2 separate regions of the Mus musculus genome follow, and region 1 is linked to region 2. Evidence: chromatin loops called from intact Hi-C (ENCODE). Cell type or tissue: left cerebral cortex. All regions are shown on one strand. Links, peaks and the distances in the headings refer to the core of each region. The heading gives the core; the rest is flanking DNA. Region 1 overlaps Ccser1 (coiled-coil serine rich 1). Region 2 has its middle 120 kb from the start of Ccser1.

What was found. Peaks named below come from ENCODE experiments on the same cell type or tissue, not always from the same donor. Only the 100,000 strongest peaks of a DNase experiment are listed, where the experiment ranks them.
Region 1: a loop joins it to region 2, with 9 times the contacts of the local background. A loop is called at or near these places in 34 of 42 quality-filtered maps.

Annotation. Positions count from the first base shown.
Region 1 is chr6:61,291,735-61,301,716 of GRCm38, forward strand. All of the region lies in intron 1 of Ccser1 (coiled-coil serine rich 1), which reads left to right. Among named protein-coding and RNA genes, the nearest start is that of A730020E08Rik, 120 kb to the left of the region's middle. In left cerebral cortex, for the core only: no CTCF peak of the experiment used is centred there; a DNase peak (open chromatin) is centred at 4,652.
Region 2 is chr6:61,058,020-61,068,001 of GRCm38, forward strand. No RefSeq gene overlaps it. Among named protein-coding and RNA genes, the nearest start is that of Ccser1, 120 kb to the right of the region's middle. In left cerebral cortex, for the core only: a CTCF peak has its summit at 5,297 (motif pointing right); a DNase peak (open chromatin) is centred at 5,313.

The DNA of each region.
Region 1 (9,982 bases), core at 3,324-5,823, 230 kb after region 2:
AATTTCTAAGCTATAGATTCATTATTTTTATGTTGCTGTGTGAATCTTTTGCCCCTAGAGTAAGATGTGCTGGACCATTTGTTATATAAGTGGTATTTAACATCTAGACCATACCTTAAATGTAAAACTCTGAATTGAGTTAGAATGGCTTTGTTCTGTGATAGTATCTCTTGAAATGAAAATAAGAGCAAATTATGTTAATAATATTTAATTATAAAACCTTCATATTATTTTGAAATAAAGGGAAATTGAAATATGTATAATTAGAGCTTTTTAGTAACTTATGGCATATTTATGTTGATATGTCTCAATGAATTGAAACTATGTAGTTCAATTATTTTACTACCTACTCATAGTAGACAAAGCCTGTAATCTTTAAATAAGAATTTTGAATTTTTATGTTTCTACTAGTAGATATATCATAGAATGTCTTAAAACCGTGTTCATGTCTTTTCAAAATTGGGTAAACAACTACACTTTAAGCATGGTTTATTTTTCTCCAGTTTCATGTTTATCTAACAAAATTTCAAGGCTGTTGTCTATGATAATGATCCTGGGGAACTGAAGTGAGTGTAGATGCTAATGGCCTTAGTCTGCTTCTAAAGAATCCACACTTCCTACCTGCTTGAGCTCTTTTAATCTTATTTTTAAGATAGCAGAAAGTTCTAATGTTATAGATTTTGAGCTGACTCCTGGAAGGCCACAGGAAAAACATCTCTTTTAATATGAGTCCTTAAGGTTATGTGAGGGCATGGAGCAAGAAGTTGAGCTTCCTACGAATTTAATTTGATGTTTGGTAATTAGTGTGTTGGGAAAGTAATGAAAGTACTAGGTATATAGGGGGAAATGCCCTCTGTTAGTTTTTAAGCCGAGGAAATGAGAGTCATAAAAATATAACCACAGAAACAACAACAACAACAACAACAACAAGATTTTGGCTTACTTCATCCTTTAAATGAATTCTTTTTTTTAAACGTTGATTACATCCAGATGTGTTTCTGAGCGCTTGGATGCAGTAAGACAAGATAAACTTGCTGACTTATGCATGTTCACTGCTCTGTTTAAAGTGGTTGAGCACATGATGAGGTGCAGCCTCAAATCATACCTTCACACAGACGGCACAAAAAGAGTGGCAAGGGTTGGCAAGGGACCAACCTTACGGTCAGAAAGACTGGGTTCATTAAATTTAGAGAATGCACTCAGACTGAGATTTAAGTGTCACTGGAAGTCAAGAACTTTTAACAAGAGGTGGTTACATTGTTTCTAACGAGTGAATGAAGCAAACCGTTTAGTGTTCAGAGTAGGCTGTGGACTGGCAGAGACTGGAGCCAAGCACAGTTACATGGTTTTGATGTGTCTCAGTGAGAGTGGCTGTCACCAATAGGGCCAGTTCTGAGAAGATCACTAAGAAGGAAACAGATGTTTCATGAATGTAAGTTCCTCTTCCTGTCACCACTGAAGGTGTGTGACTCCAGGAGGAAACACGTGGGTTATATATTTGGTTCTGGTATAGTTATTAGCAGTATTCATTTAAAAATGCATGAGATGAATTTGTTTAGAAAATTTAATGCTTTTACAGTAAAGTCATTAAAAGTCACAGACACCTCAAAGAGTGAAAGAAAATTGGAATAAAATAAAGCAGGAATCTCTTCTAAGTGACAACTGATGCTGAAGTCTGTGCACGGGTAGCACTGTGGTGGATGCTCCTTCTTTCTGCCCTGCCTCCCACTGTGCCCATCTATGAAGGCATTGGAATGTGTTTGAATAGATTTCCAATCTTACTTAAGTGACTCCTGCCATCTTTATATATGATATGATATCATGTTGTTCTTCATTGCTTTTTTGTTGTTTTGGCCTTTCTCAAGCCAAAAGCCTGATTCTTGGCACCACAGAACCAGTCCCATATTAACTAAGAAAATAACTTTCATTGTCTACTGTTTAAAAAGGTTATGCTAGTACAGGATATTTTCATGGTGATATCATGTATAGTAAGATAGGACCTAACAAGAACACCTGTGACATGGTTCCACCTTTCTGCTTACCAGGACACCTGGAAAGACACTGTTGTGTTTTCAGACTCTCCTTGTTCCCACATGATTTTAGCCTTAGGTTGGGCCCTCATGCTTTTCCCTACAGGAATGTTCTAGGTGGCTGAGTTTTAGGAGGGCTAGAATATGCAGGTGAACTTCATCAGTATTTATGCTTTTTTAATGCATTCTTCCAGTTGATATATGGATTCCAAATTTGTGCCTTAATAGTTTTTCAAATTATTTTGTTGTATCATGCATAACCAGTTTGTTTCTGATTATCTAATTTTCTTTAAATATTATTTATTTTGCTTTTCTATAAACTATAAGAATAGTTTAATAAATATTATAAGTATAATAAAGAATTGTTATAGCTGGATGTGGTACTGCTGTCCTGTGACTTCAACTCTTGGGAGGCTAAGGCAGGAAGACTGCTACTAGTTCCTAGTAGCCTTCAGTACAGAGTGGATTCCAGGCCAGCCTGGAGTACAGAGGGAGACCTTGACTCAAGGTTGTAACATGTATGGTACAGATCTAGCTCTTTGCCCACCTATAGCTTACAGTAATTTCCTGGGCTGAGTGGCTGTTTAGCAGCCATGGTGTTCACTTTATTTCACTTAATACCTTAGTTAGATACTCAAACGCACAAACTCTTGATTGTTGCAGTAAATATTTGATCTCATTTGGGAATTCCTACCCTACCTTTGATCATTCAGTTCCCAGATAAAAGACATACAACTTTCATATTTATAATAAGCTGTTAAAACACCAGAGCTGTGCAGACATCAACCCTCTATTCTATTTTGCCTACTTCTTTGCAAATAACCCTGAGATTTAACTTGCCATGTTTCCTCTGGGAGCTCTTAACTCGAACTGGCCAGACCTCATTACCATGTTTTCATGACTCACCTACCCCATGCCATCTTCTTCTCTCTCTAACTTCTCTCTCTCGGCTCTTGCCTCAATATATCTTCTGCCCAGCTGTAGGCTGTAGGCATCTTTACTCACCATTTAGGGATAACCTGGGGGGGCAAGGTCACATAGTATCACCTGGGCCTATGCGAAAAAAGAAGAACTATCCACAGAGAGCCGTAGACTTTTAGTACCCACTCTCTGAATTCTACTGGATCAAGGTAGACTTATAATGAATACCACGTGATGTTTTAAGATTAATTGTTATGTGGCTTGTGAGTGCCAGTTAGCTATTAATAGCTTATTGGAAAATTAATCTTGATATTTTCTGCCACAATAACCCAAGTAAAGAATCTATAACTCTTAAATTCATGCTTTATAAAATATTTCATATGAGTCTAGGGATATTTGCCTAAGTAAATTTTTTTTTTGTCAGAGAGGAGGATCATTATCCTCTGGGGTCTATTAAGAATTATTTATTGAATTACACACAATGCCAAAAAAATTCAAAACCTGTTTGTAAGTGGAGCATTATAAAGCAGCTTATCTTTTAAAAATATTTTCTTTACCTAGAACCTAAAGAATAAAGGAATTAAGACATTCCACTAAGTCCACTGGCAAAACCATGGTGATTAATCTTTTTGTCTTAGAATTTATTTTCTTGAATAATTTTTCATATAAAGAATATTTTCTTGAACAAATATGGAATTACACCATGACTCATCTTTCTGTCCTCCCTCTGTTTCTTTCTCCCTCCCCGTCTCCCATTGATGACTAAATGCCCTTATAGACTCTATTTACAAGTAGATGTGTATCAAACTTAGTTGATTGGGCTGGAATAAGAAATGAAAAAAAGTAGACATTAAGAGACCATAAATAGAACTATCAGTTACATGCACCATAATGAGCCAATGCCCAACTGTCCTTAAAGTGCAGCAATGAATTACCACAATGTCCTGCTGCCAAGGCAAAAATTAGAATAAGAAAACCCACATACTCCTGACAAGCAAGAATGTCTTCAAGCCATTAATCTAAGAATTTTACCACATTGGCTGAAGAAAGCTTGGAACCCTTCCAGCACAAGCTCAGAGTCACGTTTCAGTATGGATTGTTATCTTAGCCTTCCATCCGTGGCTTAAATCACACATTCACACTGCAGTGCCCAGAGTTCACTCTTAACTAAAGCCCCTGGTGAATAAAGGCCAGAAGCATTGGAGGTCAAACTTCGATTAACGCATACCATGCTCCATCCCAATTTGAAAAGTGTTTAAAGCCTACCATTCCTTTTTGTTTTCTAAGTATGTCCACTGCAGCATTGGTGTCAGCACTTTCTGCACATTCCATACCTTTCACTGGAACTGACTTGGTTTGTCACTCATATCGCTCAAACCCCAGCAGCATTCCTTGTTCTTTAACACTGCTAGGAGAAATAGACACGAAGCTATAATCGAGCCTAGTTAAACTCTTTCTGAGCTTGGAGTGGGCCATTCTCGGGACTGACTTTTATCTGGTATTCTTTATCTTGTCAGAAAGGATAAATCAAACATTGTTAAAGGCCTGTTTCTTTCATGTATTGATGCATCAACACTTTTTTCTCCATTGACAGCTACTTCATTTTCTTCAACTCTAACTGAACGATGTTGAGTTTACCCTGTTATCCTGTGCAGACGGCCCACTTGCGTCACCATGGGGATGCCCAGATTGACTTGTGTCTTTGGCTGTATTTCAAATCTCACACATGCGAATAGATTGAAATCACTGCAAGTTTTTTCTAACTGATTTTCATAAGCAGACTCAGAGTGACTGAGTAAAGCATTTTTTTTTTTTTTCAATAGTGCTGCTCTCAGATCCAGCATTGACATGCCTGTCTGCAGTGTTAGGGAACTAAGAACCATATGGCTTCTGGTTTATACTTCCTGAATCAGCGTAATTGCATCTGCATACCAATTAGGCTTGGTTAAGTGTGTTTCCAGTGCTTTTTAGTTGTTAAATATTTTGTTATAAAAATTTCAGTCCATACTGGGAAATCATATAGACAAAGAGCTGTGGGCATCCACCCTAAGTTTCCTAGGACTTGCAGAGTTGATAAAAGTCAAAGACTTCCTAGGGAAGGCTCTGCTTTACTCCCAGAGCCTGGGTGCTAGGAGAGATGTGTAGATGAGTTTAGGAGGTTGAGACAGGAAAATTACTACTTGTTCCAGGCCAGTCTGTTCTACATAGCAGCACCCTGTGTTAAAGAAAAGAAAGAGTAGGTATTTTGGCTATGTCATGGCGCTAGGTATATAAAAAGCCATATTTTATTTTTTTTCTCATTATCAGACTTTCTATATATAAATAAATAAAATAAGTTAAGCAAATTGTACATTCTGGATAGTTCTTTCTGGAAGCAGTTCTTTTGAAAGAAAATATTTGTGTTGCAACTTCAATGAAAACACTTTAGCTGTATTTGATTTATAGATTTACATTGTTTTATATTAACACATATTACAAAATATTTTTATTTTAGGATAAAAGCACTGCTATATCTGCTGTAGGAAGCAGATTAAAATTCTGTGTAGAGATTCACACACATTATAGACACACATAAAATATATAGGTGTTCTATAATGTAATTGACAATATAAATGAATTTTAACTTGTCAGTGATTTTGAAACACTTTAATTGGACAAATAAATATGAAATTTAGGGTTGAAATTTATATGGATTACAATGATTAACATTCCAGTGGTTCAGCTTAACTGAAATTATAGTATCACTAGAAGTCGGTTATAAACCTCTACATGTTGTAAATGGACAAGCCAGTTTAATATGTCCTTGTTGGCTTCTTGGCTATGACTTCTTAATGGAATTTCATAATTAATTGCGATATTTTGAGATCGTTTATTTCAAGGGAGTTATATTAAGGTCCATGACTTTGTTTCACTTTTAGGTTTTAATGAAGTTGTAAGAGTGTAAGTTTGAAGTGTAAGTTTGCAGTGAGTAACCGATGCTACATCAATTTGATATAAGGGAAGGATATTATTGTCCTACAGGATTGATGCTGGTGACCTGGTCTTGTTTTCCCTGGATATCTTCTGTTTCTTTCCTACCATCTAAATGAGCTGATTGTGTTTTGCTATCAAGGGACAACATGTGGTTCTTCTCATAGTCTCTCTCTCTCTCTCTCTTGGTTTTTTGAGACAGGGTTTCTCTGTATAGCCCTGGCTGTCCTGGAACTCATTTTGTAGACCCGGCTGGCCTCAAACTCAGAAATCAGTCTGCCTCTGCCTCCCGAGTGCTGGGATTAAAGGCGTGCGCCACCACGCCTAGCTTCTCATAGTATCTCTTAAGTAAACTCAGTGCATCATCTTTCTCAAAGGAAACCACTCACACTTGACTGTGTTATGTGACTTTTAACGCTCTCGGCATTGATGTAGTTTAAGAACAGATTCCTAAATATCTTGAATATGTGTGATACTGCATACTACTAATCATTCTAGTAGGTAAAATATAATGTTCATGTTGGGCCCACCTCATGAACATTATATTTTCATTTACAATTATATTGTTTGGCAAAAGATAAAACAGACTATTATTTTACCCAAGTCATTAATTAGATTCAGTAAACTATTCTTTAGTGTGCCTAACTTTTCAATTCCCCTAGTAGATGCTTCCCTTATAAATATAACATCTATCAGTAAAAATTAACATGAAAAAATAATTAGCATAACATTTAAAGATATATTTGATTTCTTATGCAAAGTGAAATTTTATAAGTTTAATTAACGTTAATGGGATTTTAATATAGATATATTTGTAAACATACACTTTTTGCATCTTACTTTTAATAAGGGTTCAACTTCTCCTCTAGTCCAGCAGAGGTGGTGGAAGAGAAAAGATTAGGATGTGGGGGAAGTGGATTTGCTCAGCAATAGTTCTTTAGGGTGAGCTTAATCTTCTTGGATAGCAGCAGTTCAGGCACCCACTATGACTCAGGAGCTGCAGAGCAGTCCTCTGCAGGCAGACACCAGGTCTGAACCAGCCTTTCAGCATAGTTTAGTGCTTTCAGCAAGAAGACACCGGGCAGCGGTAGTACAATCCTAAAGAAACCACCAAGCTTACCAACTGGCCCGGCATGAGGCTGTGGAAACAGCAAGACACAAACAGAAGAGAAAGGTATCTTTGATCTTCTGCCGCAAACAGAATGCCTGCTTTTCAATCAATGCTTACTAAATGGAATCAATTACTCAACAAAGCATGATCAAACCATGTACCGTTTTCTTTTTCTTCTCAGAACTATCCTTGAATTATATATTGTCAAGACTACGCTATAACTTACATTTAGTTTCATTCTTATTACTTTGGTCATTCAGGTAATAAATTTATTGAGTGGAAGAAAAAAAAGACTAAATTTCCTTTTAATTTTCTGTATGTTTGGAACAGATCCTCACTCACTAAAACCTTGTAATATTTCCAAACATTCTATTTCATACAAATATTTTTGGAGACACCCAGGGTCTCCCTTTATGACTTGATTTCTTGACCGCTACAGAGAAGTCTTCTGTAGCATGGGAGAGATGTACTTCTGGTCGTTGCAGCAACATGTGCTGCTGTTGTAATTACTAGATGGTACTCCAGTGGCATGGACGACTGGCTTGATTTTACAACAGCTTCATTGATTACCAAGAAGACATTTATACGTTGACATTTGTTCCAGCATATAAGAGAGCCAATACTGCTATTGGGCTGAAATCCAAAACGCCACTTAGGGTTCTTCCATTAATAAAAATTCTGAAAACTGGGTCAGCCAAAGCAGACACTCAGTGTTTTCAGTGTTATTATTTAGAAGTACAGCGTATTAGCTACTTTTTTGATAGTTGTGTAAAATTTCTACCTTTATTAAGTAAATGACTGGATGTTGGAGTTTTGGTATTTCTTTTTGTGAAATGAAATCTACTTAATGCTCTTATGGAAAGTTTATAAAACCTGAGAAATTGTGGAGAAGCTACTTGGTTTAAGCACCCTATCTCAGTACTGAAGACACAAAGTGCCGCAAACCACTTTCCACTGGTTGCCACTGACCCTGCCACATAGGAGACTGAAGAACACAGATGGCGCAGTGAGGATGCAGTGGTGTGTTTCCCAATTAATACAGCGCTGTAATGAGTAACCTTTTAATTCATATTTTTCTTGAGTTGCCATGCCATGCTGATGTTAGCAGCACTTCTTTACCAGCTAGAGCAACAACAAACCAACAGCAACAAAATAACAAAACAATCTAACAAAGTAACCCTGGGGATTTTTTTAGGCTCTTCTCTGTGATGGACTTCCAGTTTTCACCCCAACATTCTTGTTGCTGGTCTCCCCAAAATAAATCAAGCTCCTTATCCTGCCATGTGATTCTCTGAGCCAGACCCTGTTATCTTCTTTCAACAATAACAGCAATGGTTTGCCAGCAGCTTGGCTATTCCTCTAAGAAGAGGTAGACTCATTTAGCTCTCGAATGGCTTTTTTTGATGTCCTACAGCATTCTTCTTCTGTCACTTTCAGACTGCCTGGTCTGTGTTCGGTTTTTGGGCAGAGCATGCTTACCTAGAGATTCTGCACTTGTTTTTGCCTCTTCCAGAAGATTGCTTCCATTCTGCTCATGCCCACATCACCTTCACACTCAGCACCTTGGATCTCATCCCTCTGGTTGTACAAAGCACATCACTGTCATGGGCTGTGTTTCCTTTCTTGTTGGTCCTCCTCCATGACTGGAGCAGGTTGAATAGACTGAATATTACTTTCTTCCATTGCCTGTAAAAGAGTAGCCCCATTTTTAAAAAATCATTTGCCAATACATAAAGCTGTTTGTGTGTGCTGGGAAAATGTCACTCAGACATTTCTGTGTAACAAGTTGGATCCAAGCTTCCCCCTTGGATGCACAGGCAAGCTTCTGATTTTGCAGTTTACCAGGAGACAGCCTCTCTGCTGCTGCTGTCCCTCTGCCAACTCCTGCTGTTCTTACCTTTTTTTCTAAGACATGCCTTTGAGTGTTAGTAGTAACCACTTATAGAGCACCTTCTTATATGCATGAGACACGATGAAAGCAAGTTGTATTTGAGCTAGAAAGAAGCGGTATGGAGACACGTATGTGACATGTACGTGTGTATGAACAGGTACTTCCCAAAAGTTCTGTGCATGTGTTTTCATGACTCAGAGCCAACCACAGAGTTGTTCCTGCTGATTCTCTAATCATATGAAGATACACAATCCCAGAACAGTGCTTACCATGCACACTGTGAAACATGGGCTTTGGTGAAAGTGGATAATGATAAATTGAGATACATGTTGAAAGAGTCTGTAATTATTTTTAAATGAGCCTGACAGCACAGGCTTGCCATGTCAACCCATGACAGAGCGGAAGTGAACTCACATGGTAGCCACACAAAAGCAGTGTTCACAACCCCAACCACGGATGAGTGGGCTGAAGGTTAGGGATTTCATTTTTCCTTCCTCCGCAGTACCGCTCACTTCCACTTTGACTCCTCTAACATTTGTGTTTTCCCACGGCCACAGGGTGAGAGTCTCTGTTACATATCACATCATCTACTGCCTGCAGTGATGACTACACAAAAAACACACACCTCTGATTACACATGCTTAGCGTAGCCACCACCAACTTAATTAATGCCCTCCATCATATTTCATTATTAAAAATTCTTTTTCTTCGAGTAAGTTATATACCTCTAACTGTATTTTAGTTTTTTGAGACTAGGTCTCACTGTGTGTCCCAGTTTGTTCTTGAATGCACATCTGTTCTCCTGTCTTAGCCTTCCTAATTCTGGGATTACAGCATAGAAAGCACGGCCAGCATAAGTCCTACACTTGTTTCTAGATTAAAAGGTCTTTCTTTCTTAGCATTTTAGCTCTTCCTAAACTTTCTAGTTAAGAGTTAAAGATTTCTTTTATTTACAAAGGTTTTGTTTTATCAGACACCATTTGTATAAACAAAAATTACATTGAAAATAATATTTTAACATAATACTTTACCATTTAAATATATTAGGATATTTTTGAT
Region 2 (9,982 bases), core at 3,911-6,410:
TAATAATACACATACATGAATCAGATCTCTGGTGAATCTCCAGTTTTGAAATACTAACGGCAGCAATCCTCATACTCTGTGCAAAAGAAACGGTTAGCCTTGTTCATGATAAATTTATAATTAATTACATTCCCAGAGAGAAAACTACAATGGAAACGGAGAAATCTTTACTCTGTTATTCTCTAGACCCAAGATCCTCTTGGTCTGGAAGAAATACAACCCCAGGACTGCAAGCTTCACAGGAGCACTTCACACATCCTGTCTCAGAGTAGACAGGATCAGGGGAATGTAACAGTCCAATCAATGGTCAATCTCCATTAAACCTGACATATTCAGAAAGGAAACACAAACAGGGACATGTCAATTATGATATTTCCAGAGAGGTTTAACTGAAGTGGGGAGATCTGCTTCTTCATACCTGGTACCATACTATGAACTGGGGTCCTAGCCTGAATAAAAATGGGAGGAATAGGAAGTCGTATGAGCACTGGGATTCGTCTCTCTCTCTCTCTGTCTCTCTCTCTCTCTCTCTCTCTCTCTCTGACTGAATGACTCCAACCATGCCTTGCACACCATGATGTGCTGTATCCCCTCTCACCATTGGCCTGAGCAAACCTTGGATTCTAAGATGCTCTGTAATAGCAGGAGAAAAATAACCAAGGCATTGCAGCACAACATAGTTCTGCTCCTGTGTTAGTATACGGAGTGGGGCTGTGGTGGACAAAGAAGCTCGGAAAGATGGCAAGTCTGGTCTTCTTACTGCTTAATACACAGGGACTTAGATATTGTGAAGCAGTGTGCTAACAGGTGAGGTGATTTTGGAAACAATTTCTGGGGTATTTAATCTACAAAACTTCCAGGTTCTAAAGTTTATCAACGCCTTTGGTATTAGTATGCTGAGAGTAAACATATTATAAAAGTAGTTCTCTAATACCAAACCCAAAAGTCATGTTTTTTTTTTTGTTTGTTTGATTGTGGGTTTTTGCTTGTTTGTTTGTTTGCCTTGCATCTATCATTTTGGTAAAGGCAATACGTACTTATTTCATTATACTTTTATCTTGATTATTATAATTTAATTTATAATATATGTGAAAAACACTAACAATCAGTACCACTGAATCTCAGAAAAACAAAGTCACTTAGATAATGGAGACGTTTTAAAAGCCTGAAACTTTACTTTTTATCTTATTCCATGATCTTAATCCTTATTACCCATTCTGGCTCAGATCTGCCAGTTGTATTCCTGAGGGGAATGGCCAGCTGGACCTCTGCATATCATTTCTTAGATATTTAGAATAAGGTTGAAAAGTATGGTCATGTTGTCTGGCCTTGGGCAAAACCAGTGGCAAGTAGACTTATATTCCTTCCACCCAAGTAAAATGGCAATACAGGGTTGTCTTCCCCGTGAATCTCTGCTTATCATGAGACACCTAACCATACCCAATGGTCTTTAACCCCGTTTAAATGGCTACACCCAAGACAAGTGTTTTAGTTTGAAATCCCACCTCATAGCCATTACTTCCATCATTTCAGTGTTATCTGAAACTTACAAAACTGTAAGTTCGGATATAAATGGCACAAGTAGCCTGTAATCTTGACAATCATATGAGGACAAGGTTGGCCTTGGTCTGTCACTAGCTTTTATGCATTGGTTCAGATTTGGCCTTTGAACTTTCTAGTATTGTTGCAAAAAGTGCGAAAATTGTTTTATTTGAAATTTCATTCTCTTTGTTACCTAATCCAAAACTATCGCCTCCTAGAATCTCCTTTGTTTTCACAGATCTGTATATAGCCTGGCTGACTGGATTTGTTGCATTAATCACAGCTAAGCTCTGCTACGGACCCTTACTTGATTCAGCTGTACCACATTTATGACTGTATTTCCTCACGAAGACATGTCTACAGCTTGCTGACAACGTATCCATGTGGCATATGGCTTTAGTGACTTTACTCCTATCAGTTCTAGCACATTTCTTTTTTTTGTGAAAATATTGTTTATTGCATTTTTATTTCCTGTATAAATTAAAATAAGTATGTATCTCTTCAGTACTAGTTTGGATAAATTAATAATTCTGGGGTTTTTTTTGTGGAAGTACAAACATGGACTCAGAGTGATCTGAATGTCTGTTCAAGACACTATCTAAGTAGCAAATCATGAATTCCATGTTATATGCTGAGATTCTGTCATCCTTTACAAAGGCAGCATAACAAATTGACTATATTTTTGTAATGTATACTCCACTCCTCTCCACTGAAAATTTTCATGTAGCATTTACATATTAACACGGATTGCGGTCTAATACCATTGAGAAAATGTATTAAGTGAAATGAGCATAAGAAAATGACTTTAAAATTAGGGGATCCTTTTTTACTTCTTTGCAAAAGGGTAGAAAGAACGCTTAGCAAGTAGATACCTTATTCTACACTGTAGACACAGCAATGGAGAAAAATATTTTTGCCTCTGTGTTAAGGGTCATATGGATACTCAGACCTAGTTTTCTTTTATCCCTGAGCTACCGTTCATTTCACAGTGCAGGGTGACACTTTCCTATCTTCCCCTTTTTACACACAGATGAAATGCTCAGAACATTTAATGTTCTAGTGATGAAGCAGGGCCAAGACTTTTCATCTTCTCTTTTTTCACTTGCTTACTTTCATTTATCCAAAACATCATGCTTCTTTTTGTCTCATCAGTTACATTGTACTCTATCAAATCCACAAAGTTAAATAAGTTTGAAGGGTAACGATGTGTCATTGTAAGCATCCTTCACATTTTGAAGAATCCAACTTTTCATACGTATACCTACCACTAACTACACAATTCATCTGAAGTTAATAATAGTTGGCCTAAATGGCCAGATTATTTCATGTACAAATATATTCCTTAACTGACAATAGGATTACATGTGATGAAAACTTTTTCCAATAGACCCAGCCTATGGAACATTGTACTTTAATAATCTAGGAACTGCAGAGTGATGATCTCACGAGGCTAAGATAATGGTATATTATACATATATAGGCTGGAAAAAAGTCCAACTTTAAATGTAGTATCATTGAATGTGTACTGCTCTTAGACAGTCATAAAATAGAAAAGTTGTAAGTCAAATATTATAAGTGAAATCATATTTAAAAGTAAGGGTTGTATTGGCTAAGTAGCATGTCAAATTTATAACTAATGGCAGCTGATGGCCTATGTCCCTTGGCCCTTGAATTCATCTACATATGCTTAGCTATGTTTTCTCCCATTTTCTGAAAATCTTTCAAAATTTTAATATCTTAAGAAATTTTTCATATCTACTTTCATATCAATATCATGGCCAACTTGTTGTAAACTATACCCTCAAGCCATTTCTTTTGTCAAATTAATCAGATACTTTTATTTCTTTCTAATAGAAAACACAACTAATTTTTTTGAGTTTCATTTTGTCTTGGCTTAATTAGTTACTTAATAATATTTACTTCAAACATGTGAGCCTGATTCCTTCTTCCTGGACCACACTTTTCACATATGTGACATAGAGAGCTTGAGCAAGTTTACCCCTGCTGTGCTTTGACCCTCTTATAACACACCGTTTTCCAACTGCATTGGCCTTTGGCTCCTTATAGTTCTGAAGAATGTGCCCTATGTTGCCCTATGTATACATTTGTACACTTGACTAAGAGGGAGATGACCAACACCACACCCAGGTCACTAATCTATGCTAGTATTCCTCACACTCTCAAACCTGACACTCATACATTAATTTTGTCTTTGTCATTCACAATCTCAGAAAATGTTTTCAGTTTGGGGAATATTTGTTGATATTTTCTTTCAATTTTTCTTGAGTACTTTCATTTTATTTTATCTTATTAATTAGAAAACTATCTTTGTTTTCCTAGTGACTGGTGTAGGATACATTGCCATGTATTGTTATCCAGACAGGTCCCAGAAGTCCCTTAGAGAATACTGGCTACTGCTTTTGCTCTGGGGTGCTCACCAGTACTAGATAATAGGAATTTGTAGTTGAAGATGTCACATTCTTTGGTTACAGGAGTTCCAGAAGTCACTATGTAGGCTTCTAGGGAGAATATCCATCAATTGAACTGTTGACTATTTTTGACACAATAGCAATCTCCCAAAGAATTAAGTATATTGATCTAATAGTGGCATTGCTATGTTGGGGGTAACCAACTGCTTTGTGATTGGATTGGAGTATTAGTCCATGAGGGGTGATACATAACTGGTACTATGAATCTAGTCAAAACCCTATGAATGGGAAGTCATCACAAAGGGGCAGAACATACTACTGTTGCTTCTCCACATGGACATATTTTAAAACTACCTTCTAAATATTTGTTTGTATACTCAAAGGCTAGTGTGTGATTCTCAGCTTGGGGCAGAGAGGCATGGGCTATTGCTTACTGCCACTCTGCCAGCCCCAGAGAACATTACAGAGAGGGGGGCTAGGCACAATGTATGAGCCAGAGGATGGAGAAGAATGCTCTTAAATGTGTTCATCCAGACAGAAAATAGCCACTGCAATCACAAACATAGAGCAGCGGGAGACATCTGCTCAAAATCAGACCCTCGGCATTCCACCACAGGTAAAAGTGCCTACCAGGCCTATCACTTCATAAGGAGCTAACTAATTGTTAGCATTGTGGCAGAAGTGTCACTTTCTTCAGTGGTGTAGCCCCTGAGAGGCTAGGTAGAAAGAAGGAATTGAAAATAAATGAAGGGAGCTAGCAGGAGACAATGAAAAGATTGTGTGTAACCATAATACATGTATACATGGAAGAAAAATGTTAAAAGTTTTAAAAATAAAAAATTATTGTTCCTCTAAATGCATCAGGGTACAAAAATTTATTTTCTAAGATGTTACAAATATAGATCAGATTTTTATCAGTTCAGAATAAAATACCACCATTCTAAATATCCTAGAAACGCTAAACTTCTCTAGTACTTAATATTCAGAAATGCAATATAATTACTGTCAATACCTTGCAAGGCTTGAATATCATAAAATAATCTAGCTCAGAACCTTACCAGAATGAACCAAACTACGTATTCAAGCTTCATTATTTTTTTCAATAATTTGAAACAAGAACACAAAGAACAAACTATATCATTATTATTTTCTAGTAACCTTGTTTAGCTTTACAATGCTACACTCGTAGGAGGTCCTTTCAAGATATTTAATTAATTACTGCAAGCCTGTTTCACACGTTCTGTAAAATGTCTTTGAATATGAGGTTGTATTCTACCTACAGAATTTTGTTTCTATTGTCTCGAAAAGCAGTCACCAATCTCTGCTTTGCCAGCAGAGGGCACATCTTCCTGCTCCTTTTTATCTATGAATAGGGATGAAAAGAAGGAGACAGAATTTGCTGCTCTGGAGCCCACACCTCACATAAACAAAGTCCAACTGACATAGAAACACTACCACATTCGAATTTTTCAGATCTAAATTAAAAAGACAACTCTACTGCTGGTGCTGACCAAAAACCCAGTTCAATAGAGATTTTTGCTCCACAAATTTAGCTGTGAATTGTATCCTTCATTTTATTCTGTTTTATTCTGGTCATTTCATTTTGGAGTTCAGTTTTTGATCTGTAGCAGAGAAATGGTGACCTAAAATGTATTTGTTTATTTTCTCTTTTTTTTTCTTTTCTTTTTTTTTTTTTTTTCAAGACAGGGTTTCTCTGTGTAGCCCTGGCTGTCCTGGAACTCACTTTGTTGACCAAGCTGGTCTCGAACTCAGAAATCCACCTGCCTCTACCTCCCAAGTGCTGGGATTAAAGGCGTGCACCACCCGGCATGTATTTGTTTATTAGTTTATAAAATTAAACTATTAATCTCTTTTTAGTTAATATTAACTAATGTACAGGATTCCAAAGTTGGTTGGAAATCAACTGAAAGATTCAGAGGAAACATTGTTAAGGAAAACGAGTTACAGTGAAGCTATTAAAACCTAGCTTGTTGATCATTGATTTAAGAACATCCAAGCCCGTTTCATCTTCTGGCTACTTCCAGAGAATTGATACAGAATAGTTTCACATTACAAAGAGCAGCTGTCATTTCAACATTCCATGCATCCTCCAGTGTTTTAGTTAGCTTCCTGTTGCTGTGATAAACACCAAAATCAACTTGGGGAGACAAATGGTTCTTGGGTTTGCTTTTCTATATCCCATTTTATCATCAAGGGAAGCCAGGGCAGGGGTGCACAGGAACCTGGAGAAAAGGAACTGAAGATGACACCACGTAGGAACCCTGCTTATTAGCTTGCTCTTCATGGCTTTCTGAGTTTTCATTCTTACACAACCTAGGATCACCTGCCCAGGAGTAACACCACTCACAGGCAGGCTAAGCCATCTCACATCAATCACTAATGAAAAAAATGCCCCAGAGTCATGCCCAGACCAATCAGATGGAGACAATTCCTTAGTTGGATTTCTTTTTTCCCAGTGACTCTAGTTTTTAAGTTGACAAAAACTCACCAGCAAACATGAGGCAATAATATAATTCAAGTACGGTGAGTGTGCACACATTGAAAGGTTATGTTTCCAAAATGAAAGCATGTGGGGATGAAATTGGCTCGGTTGATATAGGCTCCTGCCCAATGACCTAGTTCGAGCCTCAGGACCCACAGGGTAAAAGGAAAGACACAAATCCAGAAAGTTGTCCTCTGAAATGCACAGCCCCCGACCCGAAATACACACAAGCATAAATTAGTTAGTTGATTATCAAATGAAGAAGCCATGTTCAAAAGAATAAGTCCTAGGTTTCCAGACAGATGATGCTCTTCTCCAGCAGCACCAGTCTTAAATGTTTTCTATAAACCATTGTCCAGCATTTCTTGCATCAAACATAGTGCAAAGCTCTCGCAAGTGGGAGCTCTGGTGCCCCATCAGCTTTGAAGGTTCTAAAGGATTAGCAGCCATTGAGGATAATCTTCATGAACTTTAGAATGTGTGCAATTAAAGCCACAGTGACAGTCCATTACTAAGCTAGGAGGGGAAAAAAAAGCACACAGAAAACTTAAAATTTTAAGAATAAGTTATTTAAATGTTAAATAATGAGGAACAGTAATAACGGTGTAAACAAAAATTCCAGTATTTAGATTCATCTATTTTAAATGATTCAAACAAAGTATAGTCACGAGTGACGGTAGTAAGAGGAAGGACAAGATTTCAGGCAAAAGAAACAGAGTGCTGTTCCCACACAAAGCTAGGTGTTCTTCCTTCCCAAGAAAGTACTCTACAGGGAATTCCAGCGGCATTTTCTTCTGTGTTAGTGAATAAACCTCTGCCAGGCTATTTATTCTTAAATGCATCAGCTACTGTCAGCACCAAGTGTCTGAAAGTCTAGACTGTTCTAAAAGTTATATATATATGTGTGTGTGTGTGTGTGTGTGTGTGTGTGTGTAATTTTTAAAAATCTTTCCTTTCCCATGAAGTAAAGACTGGGAGTTTTAAAACATCAGATCTCTGACACTCTGGAGCTGGAATAAGAAGCACAGAGTGTGCAAGAGGGAAATACCAATTGCAGAACAGACAGGAGGCCCTGGAGGGACATAGGTCACATCCTGTGAGGATGCCTAAAACACAAACCAGGCACACCACTATTCCATACATGCTTTTGAGATGCCACAGCTGGTTGTCCTATCTTTGCCCTTTGTTTCTGCAGTTTTCAAACTGGGATCTAATATCATAGTTAAATTTATATGCAGAACAAAACAAGCCAGACATATTTCTTTAAGTTTCAACTTACCTGCCTTCTAAAAATAATTACAGACAGCAACAAAAAAAAAAAACCCTAAACTCCATATTTCAGTCACCACTTTCAGAATGGTTACAAATACACATGAATACTTAGGTCCATGTGACTTTATCTTATACACATATTTTTATATGCATAACCACTGCCTTCTTCAGTAACTATAGAGGAAGTGAATGGAAACTGAGGTTTTCCAAGGTTGGGCCTCATGGGGCTTTCCACACTGTGATTCATTCTGAAATGAAGAACTAACAAGCACTAATCACTGAATCTGATAAATACTGTGCTTATTCAACCTTTAAAATGGTTTTTATGATTGTTACTGTTCACATTTTCACTTTCATATCAGGAACCAAGGTGATAACCTTCATGTGCAACACTACCCTGACAGCCTTTCTATGAAGGTGAAGGAGCAGATCATGTGGATATGTGTTTATTTCCATCCTATATCCTGCCTTGATGCAGACTCAGCCTGTAATATGCCATCATTGTCAAATAGCTGATGTGGGGATGATTTTGTATTAATGGCTATACAATAGCATTATAAGGTGATTAAAAATGCCATACATAAATGAGATCAGTTTGTTACTTTTCTTCCTAATCAAGGGCCAAGTGGGAAAAAAATGAGAGCGAATTTGTGATGAATATGCAAATAACTTCTGAACTTTCAGCCTCTAATGCCTCTCATTAGTTGGCTTCCTATACGCACTGCCTACATGTGGAAGAGAAAGTACTGAGCACACAGGCAGGTGCTTTTGTTTTCTTAAACGAATATGGTTCATGGTTAAAAAAAATAAAACTGGCAGAAGTCAGAGGAAAAAAAAAATAACAACAAAGCCACAGACGAGGCACCTGGACATAAACACTAGGCAGGCCCAGGATCCTGGAAGCCTGTGATTTAAGAGATAGGAAGTGTATATTAAGGTGGACAGAAGGTTATTGCTGGGCGTGGTGATGTGATGGGAGGTGTTTTGAGAATCTAATTAGATGGCAGCTAGCACGTTGGAAACAAAAAGGAGGTCACATCTATTCAGCAGCTAAAATGTGCTAATACCAAATTAGATGCTTAGTCGGTATAACCACCTCTGCATGGGGTAAGTGCTTAAACCTCAGAGAAGGAGTTAATTATCTGTCCTCGACTTGCCAGTCTCCCACTTCAAACCCAACTGTAGCCATATATTTAATGTCATATTTGCAGAAAATGTAACACCCCCTCCCACCATTTATGAAACAGAGTCAATCTACTCCCCACCCCCCCAGAGAGCCGCATTTAATCACTCCTATATTGTCGGGGGTTATAATTGGAATTGTGATCACTGCCTTTCCTTGCCTTGGGGGCTTGGTGCTTTCAAAGCCTTCACAGTAAATCCCAGACCCACACACAAAGGTTCACTGGTGACCAACTCACCAGCACCTTTATCAAATGCGTTTCTTTATCAAAAGAAACTTTCCGATGCTCTTCAATCTGTGAATGGTTTGTAGTTGTTTTCATTCCACACTGGCCCTACACCAACATATTTTATGTTATAACTAAATATCTGTTAGTTTTGTAAATATGATGCTGTTGCCTGCTATCTGAGAATGTATGTGTACTTGCTTTACAGGAAATCCAAGGGCTTTGTGGGCAAGAAAGATGTCAGTATTATAATGTCCCTGATGCTTTGGTCACTATTAAAAGAATTGTGTGTCAAATAAAGTGCAGTTGGCCCCCTCATGACCACAAGCACTACATCTGCAGATGCAAGCAATCACACAGCATCATAAATGACAGTCGGACCCAGAAGAGTCTGAGGAAAACGAGCTTACAGAGAGATTTAATTTGCACAGCTTACGCTTTGCTAGTTCTTCGTGTGACACACAGGTCTAAGTTTTTCTTTATATGGTTTGAATACAGACGCTTTCCTTATTGTTGTGTCCTTCTAATTCTGTTTTCTTTCTTTCTTTCTTTCTTTCTTTCTTTCTTTCTTTTCTTTTCTTTTTTTTTTTTTGTAAGAAGATTTAGGACTAAACATAAAAGGAAAGAATGAACAATGCTGGTGTGATTTATTTCTCTGCTGTGCTTTCCTTAGTAAGAGATCTAAACTTGTTCACTTATTCTATAAACAAACAAAAGAACACACACGCAAGCATGCATGCCCTCCGTGCTGCTGGGGGTTGCCATGCAGAGCTGCAGGAACTGAGAGCAGCTGCGTTTGTGTGCGCCCCGTGCAAAAGGAAACTAGG